2 separate regions of the Homo sapiens genome follow, and region 1 is linked to region 2. A link is a contact called in ENCODE Hi-C data. All regions are on one chromosome and are shown on one strand. The core of a region is the stretch at or near the end of the contact, and the rest is flanking DNA. Distances in the headings are between cores, read along the strand shown.

Region 1 (5,826 bases), core at 13-2,512, 230 kb after region 2:
GCCATAGGCAAAAGAAGGAAGCGATGGCAATGATTCACATTGGACAGCCCTGCTTTTGGGGGTGAGAGTAAAAAAAAATCCAAGTGATGAGAATTCAAGGGCTCTCCAAAAATACTTACACACTAAAGGATACAGGACCATAAAGATATGAAGAAATGAAAGTCACAGCAAGCACTCAACTACTATTGAAAGAAATAGAATCTTAAAAGTGGAAGAAATCTCCCTCTGGACTATGTTTAGCATGGAAGAGTAAAAGAAGCTAAGATAGTAATTACACCTAGATTTGAATACCAGCTCTCCCAGCTGGGAGATCCTGGACAAGTTGTGCTGCAATTTCATCTGAAAAAAGGCATTTCTGAGAAATGCCTATTTCTCAGAGTTCTTTGAGAATTCTACACAATAAAAAAATTAAAGTATTTATGTCAGTGCAGGGCACATAGCTGTTCCTCATTAAATTGTAGCTTTCTAATATTAATTCTGAGCAGCCATATAGTTAAAGAGCCCTGATGATTGGTGACTAAACACACTGAGACTTCAACCATATCCTGCTCAGGAGGGAAGTGCAAACCCTGCTACACTTTGTCTTGCAAAGAATGCTCTTGGGTGTTTCCCTGAGAATGACGGTCCATGAGTTGTTTACTGACTTCAATCTCAGCAGCCAGTTTTTCATCCCTGAAATAATACCCCCATTCCACCCCGGAGACACAGCTGTACTAGTTCTGCTCGCCAGAGAATTATGTGCCAAAAGGCTCAGGGTTAGGAATTTTTGTCCATGAAGTTTAAAATAAGACCAGCATATAACTAAAACACCCTGTCCCGAGCGGCCCTAGGTCACCCTAAGAATGGGTCCCGGGCAGAATGCAGCCTCAGCAGAGGGCATGAGGGCGGTGGGTGGTCACAGTTGGCAGGGGTGTGTGTGTGCGGCACTGGGTGAGGGCACAAGGAGTTCCTACACACTTCTTCTTTTTCTTTTCTTTGCTTTTCTCCAAGAATGAGTGAGGAGCACTGGGCTGCTTTCCTGGTTCTCGCCCAATGACTCATACCCAGTGGAGCAACCACTCCATGTCAGTTGAAACTTCTAAAAGCTAAGGAGAAAACAGCAGGCCTACGAAGAACAGAGGAAGGAAGGAGGTGCCCCAGAATCTGTCAGCTAGGAAGAGTGTCTAGACAATGTGAAAGCCTCCCCTCTTGTAAGAAAAATAGGGTCACCCTGTGCCAGAAGGCCAGGCATCTGAACACTCAGCCATCAGCGTCAGCTGAGACTATTTTTAGCTACTGCAATCACTCACACGTGGAGTTTCACAGGCCAGTTTGGTAGATGAATCACCCATGTTGGGCCTCTCTACTACCAGAATGGCCACTGGCACGCAGCAGTAGCAACCACATCACTGGGCCTGGTAAATCCTCTCACAACCCAACACAGAGCCACACATCTGCAGCTTCTCACCTGCACTCGTCCCTTACCCAGCCTCACAACTGAGCCCACGAGTCTGACACTGAGGATGAGAACCAGAAACAGAAAAGAAAGCTCTGAAAACTTTAGCTAAGCACAAGGCAAGCAAAGGAAGCCCAAGTTAACACCAGTGGAGAAAAGAAGCAGAAGTCAACAGGGAGCAGGGACACAGCCAGGGTCATGAAGGCCATGGTGGCCAATATGCTTTGGAGACCCACTCAACCCCTTCTCTAAAATAACTTGTGTTAGTCTCAGTGGCTCAGGAGGTGTGACCTGCATCTGCACTGTGGCCTCAATCCTGGCCAGATTATATCATCCCCGGGGTGTTTACTGGTCCAGGGATGAGCACATGACCCAAGCCAGACCAGTCACAGTGCTCCTAGGGACTTTTGCTTGACCTGCTGGAAAAGGTGTATTTTACTTTCCCATCATGCTCTCTGCCAAAAATTGAGGACAACAGGGGCCTCTCAGCATCTATTCTGTAACTGTTCATACTGAACATAAACCAAACAGAGGAAAGAGAGCCAAGAAAGGAGTAAGCGTGACAAACACCTAATACCATTGTTGAGGCCCCTCAATCTAGCCATACCTGAAACACCTACAATCGGTTATTCACTTGTGTTTGTTTAAGCCAGTTTGAGCAGGATCTTTGAATTTTGCACCCAATTTAATCCTGACTGATATGTCCGTTTATAAAACTCAGACAAGGTGAACTGAAAATCAAAGATCAAGGGGAGAAGTAAGATGCACAAAGTCTCAGAAGAACTGGTTCAAGCTGTGTCATCTTGGACAACTCATCTAACCTTCCTGAGCCTCAGTTTACTTAAATGCCAAGTGGGAGAAATCCCAGGATCCTCCCATCCACACAGGATGTGGAGAGCGGCTTCCTAGGGAGCAAGGCAATGAGCAAAGTAGGCACCATTTATATTACACAGGACAACCAGAGAGGGAAGGAGCCACACAGTGCCATCAGGGGCTCCGAGATCTTGGAAACACAAATCACCTTTTTTCCTGGCTTGTGAGATGAGGTCAGCTGCACTCTTGCTCATGACCTTTGTGACGTAGAGAGGGCAATTGGTTTGGCTGGCAATGGTGATGGCACGGAACACAGCCTCAGCTTCCAGCTGCAAGAAAAAGTCTCCAGGAGTCAATAGAAACATGAACCTCTCAAACTGGTGGCTCCCACCTCCACGAACTGTGAGGATGCAGTGCTGCACAAAGGTTATGGATAATTTTGGCAGGATCTGGAATTAGATAGCCTATATCCACATCTCAGATCTACCACTTCCTAACTGTGTCACTTTACTCAGCTTCCCAGTGCCTCTATCCCTCACTAGTAAAATAGTATAGCACAGCATTGTCATCTGAGAGCAATGTCTGGCAGAGGGTAAGTACTTTTTCCTTAGCCTCTGTGGTTATCACAAAGGTGACATCTGAATGAAAGCCTTTGCTCCTCAATCTTCTCAGGACAGAATCTCTGGGCAAACACAATAGCAAACCATTATGTCTAAAATAACCAGCCAAGGCAGTTAGGCATCATGGTTCCTCAAATCCTTTCCTGCAGCAGTAAGTGGTCAGCAAAGGGTTAATTTTAGGAGGCATTTCTTACGAAAATAATTCCCAGGTTTCTCAACACAAAGACTTGTTTTATAATTGATCTCTCCCATCTTACCCTAATGTAGAATTCATGTTTTCAAATATGCTAACCAACCCAGTGGCATTTATTAAGAAATTAGAAGTTTTCCCTTATTTTATTAACAAAGCAGGGTCTGAGAGCTGAGGCTCTCTCAGATGGCCTGGTTCTGAGTCCTGGTTCTGACACTTATAAGCTAGGTGACCTCGGGTACATTGCACAACCTCCCAAAGCCTCAGTTTCCTTGTCTGTAAATTGAGGATAATAGGATCTGACATGTTGGGCTGTGGTGAGGATTAAATGAGTTCATCCTTATAAAGCAGTTAGCTCATTCCTAATGGGGAAACAAGGTAAGTGCCCCTTGAGGGTTGGCTACTGATATTATTGTTGATAATATTTTCTAACCAGTTGAGGGTCTGTGTTACTCTCAAGTGGTCTACTCTCAACTTGTGTAAGTTAGTCCAATTCAGCACAGAGCAGAGACTTTGACATTCTTCCATTCAATTGGCAACACTTCATTTTTTTATGGATATGACATTCTGGTTAGCCTGTGGAGCCCAACACTTAAAAAAAATACCAAAAATAGCTTGCAGATGCCCAATGGCTGTATAATGCAAACCAGTCACTGTCCATTGTGGGTGTAGCTCAGCAGACAGACCTAAGAACTTGGCTGGCTGAGCTGGCCTCCCCCAAGCTGCACTTTATTGCATGTGGATGGGACCTTGGAGGCCCCTGGTCATATGTGAATATGGACACCTTCCTGAAGCACCCAGAATTTTGTACTCTGGAGCGGCTGTCTCTATGCCTGGGGTCCCAGCTCTCTGAACAGCATCACTTGAGGTGGTGTCTGGGTATGCTTGAATTGAACAGGGGCTGGCTCCTCCTATGATCACTCCTCCCACTTCACACCCATGCTGACCACTTCAGCTCCCCCAGGACCTCTGTCCTGGTCCCTTTGATCTCATTCCTCCCAAGCACTACAGGTTTTTCAGCACTTTGACAACATGACTATCTTTGGAAGGTTACATCACCCTCCAACTTCACCCAAATGGCCTTCCACGGCTATAGAGGTTTGCGGCTGAGAGGCTTTTTTACTAAAAAGGAGACAGGAATAAGGAGGAGGGTGGGGTGGTAAGGCTAAGGGGAGGTTGAAAAAACAAACCAAGGAACAAAAATAGACTTTGCTCTGAAATCCCCTGGCTGCTGCTGGAAATCCGTCTTGCCAGCACATCTCCACAGTGACCAGCATTTAAGAAAAACTTCAAAAACAATGCTGATTACCCTGGTCTCTTCACGATGAGTAAACCATTTTCCAGTCCTTCAAGTGTGATCAGCCAGGGGCTTAACCTCTCTGAGCTTCAGCTTCTTTACCTGCGCAACAATGCCAACCACACAGAGCAGCGGCAGCGAGAACTGAGATAACGTATGCAATCAGCACATACCAGATGAATGCATTCCATAGAAGTGACCTAGTATTATTAAGGAGACAGACTTCAGGGATGCTGTATGTGACTGGAACCCTAATCACAAAATTATAAATTATTTAAATGGCAATAAAAATATCACTAGATACAAAGGAGTTTCTGAGGTGCTGATAATCTGTTTCCTTCTATGGGTGCTAGTTATACTAGTATAACTAGTGTAACACTAGCTAAGTGTATCTGGTTTGTGAAAATTCATTGCCTCCTTAGGATAGAAACATTTTTTTCTATATGTGTTCTATTTATATTTTAAATAAGACTCTAAAAGAGACAGGATATGGGAATCATTTCTGGTTATGATTCCTTCTTCTCCCTGTTGTAGGGTTTGGAATGACAGGACAGAAACAGGACTCGCTTCACTGATATGGAGGGCCTTGACTTTGCTCTAGGTGCTAGACCCAGGCTGCCCTTCCAAAGCCAATGTGCTTTCAGGTACATGGGCAGCCAATTCCCAGCTCTGTGCTCCGTGCCAGTAGGTGAAGCTGCTGACATCTCGGAGACATGGAACCAGCCTCTAGTCACCTTTGATTTGTTGTTTGGCTGCTAAGTACAGACATAAATAAGCATTCATTTTATATATGAGAAACTTCCATACCTGGACATAATCATCACCTTATACAAATTGATGAGTATAATGTATATAAAAAACCCATTCAACATCTTATCTATATGCCAATATTTTGCAGGACTCGAAATAAGGGAATAAGTGGAAATGTCTATGAGATTCACACTGAGATTTCCTTAAGAAAGGGATTAGAAATTTAACACTCCTGAATAGCTGTGAAGGACACTCCAACTTGTGTTATCTGTAGGGAGATTAGGGGTCAGAAATAAGCATGTCTCTTACATTCCTTTCTAATTTTCTCACGGGCTCCTGAGTTAGAGTCAATCAGAAGTGGTCTTTGGAAGAAATGTTCCAATACTGCAACCTGGTACTCACATTCTCGTCGCCTTTTAACAATGTTTATTCATGCGTTGTGTGTGCACCTTCATCCCCTGTAACTTACCTCTTCTGGCCTGCTCAGTACATGGCCTTCTGGGCCAGTTATCCCCATTTCCAACATGCGGGTTTGCTCCTGAAATGAAAAAAGAAAATAGTTCTTCAATAAGCTCAAGTGAGATTTGGAAAAATTACGCTGGTATGTTCTGATCTAAAGATCTAAAGAATAAATATGCGTATGTTGAACAGATGTATTAATCCTATATTTGGAGTTGCAATATAGGGTAGACTCAACTAAAAGGATAAAAAGAAAAAACAT
Region 2 (5,688 bases), core at 2,143-4,642:
CCACAGTGGTTTTATCCTGAAGGGGGAGGCAGACAGCAACCAACCAACCAAACAAACACACATACCTCAGGGAGGGATACAAATAGTGAAGAAGAATTGTAGGATAAGGTATAGATGGGTGGGAGTCAGGGTTGCTGTTTTAGATGGTGGTCAAAGAAGCACTCTGGGATAAGGTGACATCTGAGCAGATTCCTCAAAGAAGTGAGAGAATGCATTGTCCAGATGTGTTCCTGGCAAAGAAACAGCAAGTGCAAAGATCCTGAGGCAGAAGTCAACTGAGATTAACTGGATTTCTGTTTCTGTTCTGAAAACAGAACAGGAAGGAGGCCAGGATAACTGAAGTGGAGGGACTGATTGAGGGGACAAGGTTGGGAGATAAAGTCATAAGGGTAACAAGATTTTTGACCTTATGTATCATGTGAGGCTCTGAAAGATTACGAACCTACCACAGGCAGCTGCCACAGGCTGAATTATTATTCTTCAATGAGAGATTGTCTTTACCTCTGTTGAAGGTGCTGCTGATTCTCAGTTACCCAGGTAAATACAGGGGAACAGACACTAAAAGCACAAGATAATCAGAGAGTCGTTAATAGCATATAAAGATTTGTCTCCAAGGAATGTTCATGGCAGCATTTTCATAGGGAAAAACTTACTTCTTTTTTCTCAAGGGATTTCAGAACAAAATAGAACAAAGCATTCTTGATGAAAGTCTACTAGCCTTGTTTTTTTTTTTAAAAAAAAAAAGAAAGAAAAGAAAGAAAAAAGCTGCCAAATATTCCTTACTGCAAATGAACACCAGAGATATAAGAAAGATAAAAGCTGACACTGCTGTAAATCACATATTTAGGGGAGGAACATCCTGGCTAAAGGGCCTGGTAGTATAGACTTTGTGTTCCACACAAGGGTTTTGGCTTTACTGGGCAAGACGGGGAGCCTTCAGGAGACTACCCGATGTAACTGAAGATAACAGTCAATAGAGTCCTCTCTGAGTCACTGTAGACCTTAACATTCTTCCTTTGATCCTTATTGCATCCTCTTTGTTGTATAAGTCTCTCTACAGCTAGGCCATCAATAACTTCAAGGCAATTCTGGTATGCGTGTGAGAATGTGGCTATAGAGATTATAGAGATGCAGAAGTAGAGGTCTATTTATCTCTACTATTGTACCTAACACAGTATCAAGCACATGGTCAACTCAATAAATAGTTCATTGATTGTTGCATAAATCTGTTAAAAAGATAACCACAAAATGGTTGCTGTCACTGCATAGTTCTTAGTTCAGGAACATACATTGTTCTTTCTGAGTAGTACCAAGAATTTCAAGGGCTTTTGAATATAATGGTAATATTAGCTAACATTTACTGAATGGTTGCTATATGCAGGGACTTTGCACATATTACATACATTGTGAACAGACTTTGTATCCTGACTCTCTTCCCCCATGCTTGCTTGGAGCCCTGTCATGTCTCAGAACATCATTGTTTTCCTTACATTACACTCAGTCACACTCATCATGCACTATTTCAAGAGGATTAGTAATTAATGGGGTATTTACTAAAGAACAGAGGATAGTACTGCTCTATTCCAAACAACAAAATTTAAAGTCATCCCATCATTAAACATTTCAGTCCTCTCTTAAAATTTTTTCTATGTGACTGCTCTGTTGCTGGGTCTCTCCTCTCGTGTTCTCCCTATAACCTCTAAAACATCCACTGTGCTTGCCCAAGCAATCCAGGTCTTCCACCACAGATCAAATACTCTGTTCACCAAAGCAGAAATCCAATAGTTAATCTATGTGATTTTCTTTGTAAATCACAGTTGATTGGGGCCCACATACAGCATCCCTGCAAGGTTGGCCTTATTATCCACCAAAGGTTCAGAAAACTTAGGTAACACGTCAGGGTTGCTGCTAGGTAGTAGCACAGCTAGGATCCGAATGCCCATTGTTTTCATTCTTACACCTGTGATCCTTGCATTGGACATGCTTCTCTAGGGGCATTCCTGTCACAGCATGGACAAGGACATAGTTTCATTTACTGGGCTTGCAATGCAGCTTCAGGGGAGAGGTGGCTCACTCAGCACTGTTCATTCTGGAAACCATGGTTTCCTGTTTCAGGATCTGATGACTCGCTATCAGACCTTGGACATGTTATTTTTCTCTGAAGTTTCCATTTATAACAAGTGGACTTTGCATAAACATATGAGGTTGCTACATGGTTAAAAAGTAGGCTGTGTAAAACAACAAAATTACAAGATGTGATTTAAGGCACTCAGGGGGTTGTGACTGAACATGGAGTCCCTGTATTGCAAAGCAGTTTCTCCTCTTGCTTTTCTTCCTAACTCCACAGCTCTGCTCCTCACTCTGTAGATTTTCTTACAAGACTACTGGGATGCTTACACAGTCAACACTGAGGCATGTGAAGCACGTGCATTGTTCAAGTGTGAAGCCACCAGTGGGCACAGCTGTTATTATATATGAATAGTCAATGACAGCATATTCATATTCAAATATATAATCTGGCCCAAATTGAAATCATAGTAGAATAACCAACCAAGGATACCTAAGTCAGAATCCTCTCTGTTCCACCAATGATTGCAAAGTTTGGAAATGAAAGAAGCCTCAGGGAGAAACACACACACACACACACACAACCACACACACAACAGAACACATTTCATCTAGCTTCAGTGGATCTCTCTGAAATAGAAGCAAAAACTAAGTGAGTAAAAACCTTGCTTCAGTGGAGTATTTATTGCATACTGAACTACTCTGTCAAGTACTCAGCTTATCATTAAACATTAATTTCCCTAGAAACTGGAGCTTTCACTTCTTGTAGCTGTAGCAATTAAGGACAGCTTTGGCTGGGCAGCTCTGACTTCCCAGCATGACTAAGAGCTCTGTGGCCTTGCCTCAACTATGACACAGAGACCTTTGCTCATTTATAAGCCTTGTCATTTTTCTGGGAAATACAAGATAAATCCTGCCCAAATGCAATAACCCAGGTCAGACCTGTAAACCTAATTCTAGTAATAAACAAACTAATTGTCAAGAGGAAGCTATAGTTATTGATTAAGCCTACCCTTTTGCCCTCAAACAAAGCATCTTATTATCTCCAGGAGTGTGCTTTTTGTTTTTCATCTCTCTGTAATGTACTATCGTCATAATTGTATAAAATATAATTTTGTACTATAATCAAAAGTGTGGAGCCCAGCAGAGTCTGCAACTCCCATGTCTGTAGTGTTTATACTCAAAAAGGCCACATCATGGCTTAGCAACATGGTTTCATTCACGCAGCTGTCTCTGTCTCAGGAAGGGACAAGGTGTCACACCTGATGGGTGCAGGGACAGAGAGGTGACTTCACTAAAGTCACAAACTGAGCCAAGGGCTGCACCGAGAATAAGCATCTAGTTCCAAGCCCAGGCTATGTTCTTTATGCACTTTGTACCTGGTTCTCTATTGTCATCACAAATTCATATTTTGTAATAAAAACACACCAAGGATTTTTGACCTTATGTATCATGTGAGGCTCTGAAAGATTACGAATCCACCACAGGCACCTGCCACAGGCTGAATTATTATTCTTCAATGATAGGCTGTCTTTACCTCTGTTGAAGGTGCTGCTGATTCTCAGTTACCCAGGTAAATACAGGGGAACAGACACTAAAAGCACAAGATAATCAGAGAGTCGTTAATAGCATATAAAGATTTGTCTCCAAGGAATGTTCATGGCAGCATTTTCATAGGGAAAAACTTACTTCTTTTTTCTCAAGGGATTTCAGAACAAAATAGAACAAAGCATTCTTGATGAAAGTCTACTAGCCTTGTTTTTTTTTTTTAAAAAAAAAAAAGAAAGAAAAGAAAGAAAAAAGCTGCCAAATATTCCTTACTGCAAATGAACACCAGAGATATAAGAAAGATAAAAGCTGACACTGCTGCAAATCACATATTTAGGGGAGGAACATCCTGGCTTGGAGGCAAGGCCATGCTGACCTCTGAGACGTATCTAGGGGCCCAGCATGTGGCAGGAGCAAAGTTCAACCTGGCATGTCTGAGAGGCCACATCACAGGCGCCACAGGCCAGGCAGGGGAGCGGATGATGACATTCACATTGAACTCACACAGGAACCTAGCAAGAATATCCAGTTTTGAGAAAACATGAGACTCTGATTTATCAAGTAGAAAACAAACACCAGACTGTACAGATCAAAGCAGAGCATTTAGAAACCTCACTGATGGAGAAATGCAAATCAAAACCACAATGAGATACCATCTCACACCAGTTAGAATGGCGATCATTAAAGTCAGGAAACAACAGGTGCTGGAGAGGATGTGGAGACATAGGAAGGCTTTTACACTGTTGGTGGGACTGTAAACTAGTTCAACCATTGTGGAAGACAGTGTGGCGATTCCTCAAGGATCTAGAACTAGAAATATCATTTGACCCAGCCATCCCATTACTGGGAATATACCCAAAGGATTATAAATCATGCTGCTATAAAGACACATGCACATGTATGTTTATTGTGGCACTATTCACAATAGCAAAGACTTGGAACCAACCCAAATGTCCATCAATGATAGACTGGATTAAGAAAATGTGGCACATATACACTATGGAATACTATGCAGCCATAAAAAAGGATGAGTTCATGTCCTTTGTAGGGACATGGAGGAAGCTGGAAACCATCGTTCTCAGCAAACTATCACAAGGACAGAAAACAAAACACCACATGTTCTCACTCATAGGTGGGAACTGAGCAATGAGAACACTTGGACACAGGGTGGGGAACATCACACACTGGGACCTGTCACGTGGTGGGGTGAGGTGGGAGGGATAGCATTAGGAGAAATACTTAATGTAAATGATGAATTAATTGGTGCAGCACACCAACATGGCACATATATACATATGTAGCAAACCTGCACGTTGTGCACATGTACCCTAGAACTTAAAGTACAATAAAAAAAAAAGGAACCCCACTTATGGGAGAGAGGTACATAAGCAAAGAGCCCTGAATTTAAAACTAAGCCTTCACAGGCACTAGTGGTGTGACATTGAGCAGGTCACTTCTCTGAGCCTGGGTTTGTCCTTAGGGCTGCCCTGAGGAAGAAATGAGTTAGCGTGCAGGAAGAGTCATGTAGACTTTGGCATAGAATAAGCCCATAATATATGTTCATGAATATTGTTGATCTTCTTACCATCTATTGCAAAAGGTGTTTCCCCAATCCCTTAAGCATGGGCTATACTTAGTGAGTGACTTCTTCCAAAGAATACAGTGTGGAGAAGCAGAAAAAAGAGTAACTTTACAATTAGGAAGCCTAACATCACTTCAACTAGGTGATCCAGGTCCACAGCAGGGATAAGTCATGCCAACAGTTCACACCCTCACGTGATGTGATGCGAAGGGCACTTTACCTCAGTGGTTGTCCTCCCCCAAATCCCTAACTCCAGTCTAACTATGAGCAAAGCATCAGGCAAATCCTAGGAAGAAGGCATTCTACAAAATACCTGGCCAGTATTTCTCAAAAGTGTCAAGGTCATTGAAAACAAGGAAAGCCTGAGAAAGCAAGTCACAGCCCAGAGGAACATAAGGACATGTATTGACTCGGTGTAATGCAGTATCCTGAATGAGATCCCAGAACAGAAACAGGACATTAAAGAAAAACTAACAAAATCCAAATGAATT

What was found. Hi-C counts contacts between places; a loop is a spot of excess contacts on that map. Pooled maps may share reads with other maps.
Region 1: a loop to region 2 is called in a map with no recorded cell type, with 18 times the contacts of the local background. The contact joins two enhancer-like sites. A Hi-C loop is called at or near these places in 3 of 37 single-sample maps with no recorded cell type and 3 of 50 pooled maps.

What each region holds. Positions count from the first base shown.
Region 1 is chr5:147,403,154-147,408,979 of GRCh38, forward strand. It overlaps DPYSL3 (dihydropyrimidinase like 3), which reads right to left. Exons shown (of 14, transcript NM_001197294.2): 7 at 5,575-5,643; 8 at 2,457-2,577. Among named protein-coding and RNA genes, the nearest start is that of DPYSL3, 100 kb to the right of the region's middle. Within about 2 kb of position 1,263, at least 22 of the 41 ENCODE cell types and tissues checked have a DNase peak (open chromatin) inside an H3K27ac peak, as active enhancers do.
Region 2 is chr5:147,166,704-147,172,391 of GRCh38, forward strand. No RefSeq gene overlaps it. Among named protein-coding and RNA genes, the nearest start is that of STK32A-AS1, 65 kb to the right of the region's middle. Within about 2 kb of position 3,393, at least 5 of the 41 ENCODE cell types and tissues checked have a DNase peak (open chromatin) inside an H3K27ac peak, as active enhancers do.